Regions from separate parts of the Homo sapiens genome. Here region 1 is linked to region 2. A link is a contact called in ENCODE Hi-C or POLR2A ChIA-PET data. All regions are on one chromosome and are shown on one strand. Each heading gives the region's core, a stretch centred on a gene start or an enhancer-like site at or near the end of the contact. The rest is flanking DNA. Distances are from core to core; before and after follow the strand shown. Region 1 holds the start of KRTAP4-3 (keratin associated protein 4-3). Region 2 holds the start of KRTAP4-7 (keratin associated protein 4-7).

Region 1 (5,354 bases), core at 1,812-4,311, 84 kb after region 2:
GCAAGTCAGGCATTTTCACATATTTTTATAAATCTTTTTCTTGATTTGTTCTCCTTCTTACAATAATTTTAATACACAATTATTTTTACTCTAGTTAATGGGATTTTTTAAGTGCCCTGAATTCCATTTCAGAACTATGAAGGGAATTAAATATTTATGTTACATGGATAATAGTATTCAATATTCATCAAAGCATGCAAAATAAGCAATTAAGAATATGCAACTGTATCCCATTATGAACATATCCTTGATACGCCTTCCAAACTTAAATTCCAAATTCTTTCTGCTATTCAGCTAGAAGTTTTTGCTAATATTTTCTTCATGGAAAATTGTATTTTCTGCATTGATTAATAATTAATAACAAAAAAATTTCCATTTTTTGAAATAGCCTATTTCTTATTAATTTTTTAATCATTCAATTACCCCCCAGCTTATACAAAGAATTATATAGTAATTATTTTTTAACAGTTAACAAGTCACAGTAGGTTTGGGTTATAACGAACATACTGTGGCTTACAAGATAATATGGAATAGTGGCTAACCCATGAATATAGTGAGAAAACTTTTTAAAAGTTATATTGGAGTAATCCCTTAGCTAATAATTATTATTGTAGTTTAGCTATTTGGCTATGACAAACTAATACTAGTTGCACCTCACTTGAAAATATATGATAGCAACTTAGTACATGGTATTGTACATATCTTCACTTGGTTAAACAACTTTTAGAGGATATGCTTAGTGATTTATATTTCAACTCTAAATTGTTAGTTTTCTTTTTTTTTATTATACTTTAAGTTTTAGGGTACATGTGCACATTGTGCAGGTTAGTTACATATGTATACATGTGCCATGCTGGTGCGCTGCACCCACTAACTCGTCATCTAGCGTTAGGTATATCTCCCAATGCTATCCCTCCCCCCTCCCCCCACCCCACAACAGTCCCCAGGTGTGATATTCCCCTACCTGTGTCCATGTGATCTCATTGTTCAATTCCCACCTATGAGTGAGAACATGCAGTGTTTGGTTTTTTGTTCTTGCGATAGTTTACTGAGAATGATGATTTCCAATTTCATCCATGTCCCTACAAAGGACATGAACTCATCATTTTTTATGGCCGCATAGTATTCCATGGTGTATATGTGCCACATTTTCTTAATCCAGTCTATCATTGTTGGACATTTGGGTTGGTTCCAAGTCTTTGCTATTGTGAATAGTGCCACAATAAACATGAGTGTGCATGTGTCTTTATAGCAACATGATTTATACTCCTTTGGGTATATACCCAGTAATGGGATGGCTGGGTCAAATGGTATTTCCAGTTCTAGATCCCTGAGGAATCGCCACACTGACTTCCACAATGGTTGAACTAGTTTACAGTCCCACCAACAGTGTAAAAGTGTTCCTATTTCTCCACATCCTCTCCAGCACCTGTTGTTTCCTGACTTTTTAATGATTGCCATTCTAACTGGTGTGAGATGGCATCTCATTGTGGTTTTGATTTGCATTTCTCTGATGGCCAGTGATGATGAGAGAGCATGCTTTTATTTGTCAACCAGGCACCTTTATCTCATTGACATTTTATGATTACCTTCATGTGTTTTTGAGTTATTATGATCCCTTCTTAAGAGAAAAGTAATCCTAGGTTGACAGAGTTTAAATGCCATGTCTAAGATCATAGGTGGCATGCAGTACAGTCAGAATTCAGCCTCAACTCTGTATAATTCTCAAGTCCACAGAATATACTCTACATTGAGCTGCTTCTGTTTAAATTAGTTTAAATCACATCATGGGATGCAGCTTATTGAAGACAGTTTTTTTGTGCTGGCAGTTATATTCCACAGCTTTCATGTTATATGTGTTAGGTTCAAAAATGTCTCTTAAATTCTTCTCCTGTTTCTACTATGAGACTGAATTCTGGCTTGGATAAAATCTAATTGGAGAATGCCAATTTAATGTTTTAATTATTAGGGTGTTTGACAACATGTACTCTTCTTGTGTTGTGCAGAAAATAGACAGAAATATACATATACCATTATATTATAACAAATGAAAAGAGATGAGCATTTTTGGTGCTTTTGAACACTATGAAGTTTTATTGAGGAACATCAAACAATTCCACATGAAAATTGATACCACAGAAAACATTAGGAAGAAACATCTAGAAGGATACCATTTGAAGATTTATGTATATTGAATTAGAATAAAGAATTCTAAAACATGTGATGTGGAATTTGACTGTAAATTCAGATTCAATAGGAATAAAAACTTCTATAAAAGAGAATACATACTAATAAAATATTTTCCAAATCAGTCCATGCCTCTGTTTTCACGACATCAGGAAGTCCACATGTTCTCTGAATAGATACTCTGTGCCTGAACTGAAGGTTGAGAGCAAGAAGGTGCACAAATCCAGAGCAGCTTCACTCAGCAGCAAGAACTGCCGCAGCAGATGGGGTGGAAGCAGGTTGTTCTACAGCAGGTGGTCGGGCAGCTGAAAGGGCAGCGGCAGCTGGACACACAGCAGCTGGGATGACAGCAACTAGAAATGCAGCAAGCCGGGCGGCAGCAGGAGGGCTGGCAGCACTGGGGCCTGTAGCAGCTGGAGATACAGCAGCTGGGGCGGCAGCAGGTGGTCTGGCAGCAGCTGGGTTTGCAACAGCTAGAGATACAGCAGGAAGGCCTGCAGCAACTAGAAATGCAGCAGCTGGGGCGGCAGCAGGTGGTCCTGCAGCAGCTGGGTTTGCAGCAGCTGGAGATACAGCAGGAAGGCCTGCAGCAACTGGAAATGCAGCAGCTGGGGCGGCAGCAGGTGGTCCTGCAGCAGCTGGGTTTGCAGCAGCTGGAGATACAGCAGGAAGGCCTGCAGCAACTGGAAATGCAGCAGCTGGGGCGGCAGCAGGTGGTCCTGCAGCAGGTGGTCTGGCAGCAGCTGGGGCGGCAGCAGCTCTCCTGGCCGAGACCTTGACCACAGCTCTGGTCAGAGCAGACAGAGCCACAGCAGGAGCTGACCATGGCGTCAGAGGGTGGAGGTTCTGGGTGGGTTCCCAGGAGAATGAGGTTCTGGAGTTTAGAAGTCTCCTTGAGCCTCTTATATACTGCCCCAGTTTCCTGTTGTCACTATATTTTTCTTGTTTTTGTTTATTTAATTGCTAAATAATTATCAGATTACACAATAATGTTTGTCCATTTAATGGCTTAAAATCATTGGGAAGAAAATATTCTTGTCCAGATGTAATAAGATCTATACCATCTACTTTTCCTTGATTCTCACCTTGATGGCATCTTCTAGACCAAATTATCTTCCTCTTCCTCTACACAGGGCTATCAGGTGATACTCTGCATTTGAAATTACATTTCTCACTCTCTTTTCCTGTACCCAGTACCAGAATGAGATTTAGTCAGTTACATTACCAATTATTCATTTATTCCATTGACCAAGGGAGAGGAAAGCCCTTCTACTCAGTGTGGCCTCTGGCCTGGGACAAGAAGAAAATGTCCTATTTTGAGTGTCATTTTTGAGCAATGAGGAAAGGTTTAATGGCCACACACAGACACCTCCTGCTTTATTCTGTTCATTCAAGCTTTACAGAAGCACCTGGCTCAAGGTCCTGCCTTGCTTATAAAACAGAGGCATTAAATGGATAATCTGAGAGACCCAAGTTGCCAGCCATTGGGATTACAAATTTGATGTAGATTCTCCTTCAGGGGAGTTCACAGCTTGCTAGAAGGAACACACACACACATACACACACACACACACAGTATTATACTGTGATAAAGTAACATCAAAGGAGCTCATTATAGTTTAATTAAAAGAATCATACTTAAAACAAATTAGCAAACATGACAATTTGGTGGATTAATTCATAAATAAATATTTTAATTTAGTTTGTGTCTATTTTTATGATATTGTAAAATTTACATACACTGAAATGAACAAATCCCAAATGTACTATTTGATGAGTTTTTATAAATGGGTACATCCATGTAACCTCCACACCTATTAAGATAGAGAATGATGTAATTTGGCTGTGTCCCCACCCAAATCTCATCTTGAATTGTAGCTCCCGTACTCCCCATGTGTCATGGTGTCGTGGTGTCGTGGTGTCATGGGAGGGACCCGGTGGGAGGTAATTGAATCAAGGGGGCTGATTTTTCCCATGCTGTTCTCATAATAGTGAATAAGCCTCATGAGATCTGATGGTTTTATAAAGACCAGTTCCCCTGCACATGCTCTTTTGCCTTCTGCCATGTAAGAGATGCCTTTGCTCCTCCTTCACCTTCTGCCATGATTGTGAGGCCTCCCCTGCCATGTGGAACTGCAAGTCTTTTTTAGAGACTCACAATTAAACCTCCTTTTCTTTATAAATTACCCAGTCTCTGGTATTTCTTCATGCAGTATGAAAATGGATGAATACAGAGAACATTTTCATTATACTAGAAAGTTCCCAAATGTCACTTCAGTAAACTCATCACTTCATAGAGGCAGCCATATGGGGAAATTATTAGCAATGTTCTAATAATTTTTCCACCATAGGTTAGTTTTGATTTGAACATTCAAACAAATTATATATAGCATAATTGTTTTTTCTGTCTGTCATCTTTGCCTTGATATGTGGCTGTGAGAGTCACAATGTTGATGCATGCATCACTAGTTCATTCAGAGCTATACTAATAACTGCCAGGGCTTCATTTTAACTATACCAACCAATGTCATGGTAGGGTGACCAGCTGTTTCTGATTGCCCAGTCTGAGGGCATTCCCTGAACTCAGGGCTCTCATTGCTAGAACTAGGAAGTCCCAAGAAGAAAGAGACAGGTTGTTCACTCTATGATAGCATCCTTAAATGTCTTAATTAAGATCATTAAAGACCAAACACCTTGCAATATTTCTGTCACATTAACTTGTTTAGCAAACACTTGATTTACAAGTCTTTACTTTATGGGCTGTGTTTGCAAAGCTGGAGAACATGAAAGATTGAAACAATTGTATTGTGAAGCCACATGGTGTCCTGAAGAGGCAGTTGTTCATTTGATTTGCTGTATATCAGGGGCTGAGGAAAAATTAAAAACATAAAAGAAAAAGGTTTTGATTATGAGGGGAGAGGTTTCTATATAAATTTATGGAGATTAAGAAAACCCTATTGCCACAGCTACAAAGGCAGGTACATTCTGAATGTAGGGAAATGTATGGAGAATCACAACCCCTCATCCAGGGGTTCTACAAGTTGGCTGAATATTAGAGTCACTCGGGGAGTGTTAAAAACTACTGATGCCTGACTCTTGCTCAGAAAAAATCTGACTTAAGTGCTGTGGGTTATGGCCTGGGCACCAGAATTTTTCAAGTTTCTCAG
Region 2 (5,147 bases), core at 1,536-4,035:
CTCCAGTTGTGGCTCAAGTGGGCTTAGATGAGACTTGTGCTGCTGCTGCAGAGGGTACAAACTGTGAGCCTTGGTGGTGTTGATGTAGTACTGACTGTAGATACACAGACTGCAGGAGTTGTGGGGCAATGGTTGTCCACCTAGGTTTGAAAGGATGTTTCTGACAGCCTGCCTTAGGGGTGTAGCCACAGCAGAGAGGTCCTCCTAGGGCCATGCTCAGGAAAACGGGGGGTCAGAGCAGCCACTGAGACCCTAGAACTGTAGAACTATCAGCCTGCAATACTAGCCTGAGAGAGCTGCAGCAGAGACTCCAATCAGATAGCTGCTGTATGGGCTGAGCCCAGCAAAGCCATGGGGCAGGGCTATCTGAGGGCATTTGGGGCCTAACACCAAGGCCCCAGGCAGCCCTTCCCCATGTCGGGCACATCCAGGAGACAGCACATGGAGTCGAAGTTTATTCTCCAGTCTTAAGATTTAATGCTGTCTTCCCTGTTGGACTCACCTGGGGCCAGTTACCCTTTTTCTTTCCTGTTGCTCCCTTTTGGAATGGGCCTGTCTATCCTATGCCTCTCCCACCATTGGATTTTGGAACTAGATAACTTCTTTAATAGGTTCACATATGGAGGAGAATTTGCCTCAGGATAAGTCCTGTGTTGAGTCTTATTCATATCAGAGTCACATGAGACTCTTAGATTTACATTTTGACTTTTAAGTTGGTGATGGAACATGACTTTGGGACTATTGGGATAAAAGGAATATATTTTGCGTATGAGAAGGACATGGATGTGGGGGGCCAAGGGTGGAATGCAATGGTTTGAATGTGTCCCTCAAAGTTCATGTGTTGGAAACTTGATCCTCAATGCAGCAGTGTTGGGAGGTGGGGCCTAACAGGAGATGTTTGGGTCATGGTGACACCACCCTCATGAGTGGATTAATGTTGTTATCACAAGAGTGGGTTCCTTATAAAAGGATGAGTTTGACTCCTTCTTTCTCTGTCTCACCCTCTCTCCCTTCCACAATGGGATAACATGGTATTCCTGGTTATCTATAACCAAGTCTCATTCTATAAACGGAATCCTAATTCCACAAGGTTCCACATATGCTATTTATCAGGGGACATGTTGCTTACCACATAAATAATTGTAGTTTTCCTGAAATGAAACTCTGATCTCCTTGTTTGGAATGTTTTCCTCTCTTTTATCCAGAAGTCAAACGATATATACATTTTTAAAGGACCTTACATGCTTCTATGTCATCAAAAAGCCTTCATTCATTCAACAAACATTTATTTCCGGTGTTCTCTGTGCTGAGTATCATGGTAACAAAAAGAAACGTCATAGCCCATGCCTTCAGGCTATTTGCATTGCATATGGGGGAATGAAAGAAGTAAACGTCTATGATACAGTAGAATGTATCACATTATGAGCACAAGGCAGGAAATAATGATAAATGAATGGGGTAGTTTATCAGGAAAGATATTACTGAGGAGGAAATATTTAACTGGGTTTTGACAAATGAGTAGGAGTTTGCAGAGTGGACAAAAAAAGACGACACATTCCAAGAAGATGAAGCAGTTTCAGCAAGCTTAGCAAATTTTGTTCTTTACCACTTTCTTGGCTACACTAAGACATATTAGGCTTACTTTCTCTTTAATCTTGGACAAGCATTTTGTTTGTTTGTTTTAGCTTTTTAATGCTTCTTTTGAGTATTCTGCTAAAAGAGCAATAAGAATGTACACTACTTTATAAGGTTGTAATAAAGAGTGAAAATGAAAAAGATATTTAGCACAATGTCTGGTACATAGTCAATACTTCACAAGTAATATACATACCCTGAGGATGTATGGAACTTATCCACATACTATACATTTTTATTTTAGTTGTTTAATGAACATAATTGTAATTCTTTTCATTTTTGCCAAATTCTGTTTCTTATGCATGTGTCTTATACAAGTACCTGCAGGAAAAAGAGGAGGGTTTATCTGTTCTATACCCAGAGTACCCAATAGAATGTCTTGGATGCATATTATTGAAGGCTTAATAATTCTAAATATTGTTTACATATAACAAATGCTTTTGTCAATGAATAATCCATCATGCAGTTTTGATGATCAAAGGTAAATCAAAACTTCCTACTCCAAATGCCTATACTGTAAGACATACAGAAAAATGTGTTTTTACTCATTAAAGGCAATGAGTCATGGCTAAGTACTTTCACTTGGAGTGGTGGAATGAGATCTGACACAGAGTTTATAACTTCCTTAAGATCTGACCATCTCCCCAACCATTCAAGAAGCATACACGGAATCAGAGTCATCTTCATTATAGATGGGACATCCTTCTCCCGAATGAGTCCTTCCTTCTAATTCCTTTCCAACATTTCATCTGACCAGGACATTATTTGACAACAAAAGACACATTAACATTATAAAAGTTGTCCCCCATGATTTGCAGAGAGCAATCTACAGGTAGGAGGGAGAATCACATTTAGAAATAAAGTGTCAGAGTCATGTGACCAGTGCTTTGTAAAAGACACTGCAGAGACCAGGGACAAAGGTGACCCCCACTAAGGAAGAAATATGACAAGTGTTTCCAATAGAAACACAGGAGCACAGCAGGAAAAGGAAATGGGTTATTTTCTCTCTTTTGGAGTATTTAAGTAGAAACACACAATTATGTAATTACATGATTAAGTTTTCCACGAGGTAAATAATAAGGAAATAATGACGTGGTGGCAATGGGCCTTCAGCAGGGTATAAAGGAGGCTATGGACCCAGAAGACTTCCAAACCCAAGAACTTCACTCTCTTGGAAACCCACCCAGATCCTCCCCGTTCTGACACCATGGTCAGCTCCTGTTGTGGCTCCGTGTGCTCTGACCAGGGCTGCAGCCAAGACCTCTGTCAGGAGACCTGCTGCCGCCCCAGCTGCTGTCAGACCACCTGTTGCAGGACCACCTGCTACCGCCCCAGCTGTTGTGTGTCCAGCTGCTGCAGGCCCCAGTGCTGCCAGTCTGTGTGCTGCCAACCCACCTGCTGTCGCCCCACCTGCTGTGAGACGACCTGCTGCCACCCTAGGTGCTGCATCTCCAGCTGCTGCCGCCCCAGCTGCTGTATGTCCAGCTGCTGCAAGCCCCAGTGCTGCCAGTCTGTGTGCTGCCAGCCCACCTGCTGCCGCCCCAGCTGCTGCCGCCCCTGCTGCTGCCTGCGTCCAGTCTGTGGCCGAGTCTCCTGCCACACCACTTGCTATCGCCCAACCTGTGTCATCTCCACCTGTCCCCGCCCCTTGTGCTGTGCCTCCTCTTGCTGCTGAGCCCACTGCCCTGGCTCACGTCCCCCTTCACCACTGGCCCACAGATGTAGACCCTTCTACTGTGCTGACCATTAGGATACATGAAGTGGGGTTGATGTCATTCAATAGGATGGACCTTATGCTTCCAAAGAGCCCACCACCATTTCACTGACTCTGTGAGAACATTCTGGTTCATTTTAAACTCCCTCCTTTGCTTTCTTTTTCTTCTGGTGGTGGCACCAAATGTGAATTAATTTGTAATACACTAGCTAAGAAATTATTCCAATCTTCTGATTTCCTTATTTTCTTTATCACTTTAAGGTACAGATTCTCCTTCTCAGTGAGGTAGATATTATCTGCAGGACCAGTTTTGTCACTGATGTTGCACCCTCAGATCCAGCCACCCAATTGTATTCTGTGTTTCTCCTAGGGTGAATTTCTTATGCTTTGTTGTATCTCTGCTTTCTAATAAACTTTTCTGCACTTAAGAATTCATTGGTATCATTCTCTATTGCTTTCATAATTATTTTACTGATTCCCTGGCAATTATATTTTACACAAAGACACAGGAGGAGCAACCCGTCTTGAAATCATTTTGAAGATACATTCTATATCAAATATAGATAATTTAAGGTATTGGAATAAAAGTGCTGTGTGTATATGTGTGTGTATGTGCACATGTGTCTTAATATTCTAAATTAAGACATTTAATTCATGCCTTAGCTCTTGAAACACATTTTATCATGAACACATTATATCTCACAATACTATTGTCCCTATTTTGACAAAAAACATAAAACCAAATTTCAGAAAAGTAGACACCAATGAAATAAGGGAAATCTTCTATAAAGAATTTAATGTACTCGAGTCATTTCACTCAATAAACAACATTTTGGAATTTATAACCAAAAAGCGGGCTTTATTTCCCAGTGAGTTCTGCTGAGAAAAAAAAAGCATGTTGAGCTGTATTTTATCTGGATAGCATGGTATATTTCTGACAGTGGTCTCTATGGGTTTACGTTATAATTTAAACATCTCCACACTTAACATTTTACTATATATAAACCCAGAAAGGCTGAAAATTTCAAGGCTCACTTTTCTTTTTAAGAATTATTTTCTTGTAGATTTGTTTGAGTTCATTGTAGATTCTCGATATTAGCCCTTTGTCAGATGAGTAGATTGCAAAAATTTTCTCCCATTCTGTAGGTTGCCTGTTCACCCTGAAGGTAGTTTCTTTTGCTGTGCAGAAGCTCTTTAGTTTAATTAGATCCCATTTGTCAATTTTGGCTTTTGTTGCCATTGCTTTTGGTGTTTTAGACATGAAGTCCATGCCCATGCCTATGTCCTGAATGGTATTGCCTAGGTTTTCTTCTAGGGTTTTTATGGTTTTAGGTCTAATATGTAAGTCTTTAATCCATCCTGAATTAATTTTTGTATAAAGTGTAAGGAAGGGATCCAGTTTCAGCTTTCTACATATGACTAGCCAGTTTTCACAGCACCATTTATTAAATAGGGGATCCTTTCCCCATTTCTTGTTTTTGTCAGGTTTGTCAAAGACCAAAAAACAAACAGCCCCATCAAAAAGTGGGCAAAGGATATGAACAGACACTTCTCAAAAGAAGACATTTATGCAGCCAAAAGACATATAAAAAAATGCTCATCATCACTGGCCATCAGAGAAATGCAAATCAAAACCACAATGAGATACCATCTCACACTAGTTAGAATGGCGATCATTAAAAAGTCAGGAAACAACAGGTGCTGGAGAGGATGTGGAGAAATAGGAACACTTTTACACTGTTGGTGGGACTGTAAACTAGTTCAACCATTGTGGAAGACAGTGTGGCGATTCCTCAGG

Evidence for each region. A loop is a pair of places that touch in the nucleus more often than their neighbours do. ChIA-PET counts read pairs that join two places held with the same protein, here RNA polymerase II (POLR2A).
Region 1: a map of heart right ventricle shows a loop between it and region 2 (7-fold over the local background). The contact joins the promoter of KRTAP4-3 here to the promoter of KRTAP4-7 in region 2. A Hi-C loop is called at or near these places in 2 of 168 maps with a recorded cell type or tissue (chondrocyte and heart right ventricle). POLR2A ChIA-PET finds 5 or more read pairs at or near these places in 1 of 52 experiments (activated T-cell).

What each region holds. Positions count from the first base shown.
Region 1 is chr17:41,165,160-41,170,513 of GRCh38, forward strand. It overlaps KRTAP4-3 (keratin associated protein 4-3), which reads right to left and starts at 3,062. Exons shown (of 1, transcript NM_033187.2): 1 at 2,072-3,062. The coding sequence starts at 3,013. The coding sequence ends at 2,426.
Region 2 is chr17:41,081,365-41,086,511 of GRCh38, forward strand. It overlaps KRTAP4-7 (keratin associated protein 4-7), which reads left to right and starts at 2,786. Exons shown (of 1, transcript NM_033061.4): 1 at 2,786-3,780. The coding sequence starts at 2,843. The coding sequence ends at 3,310. RefSeq lists an enhancer at 3,081-3,610.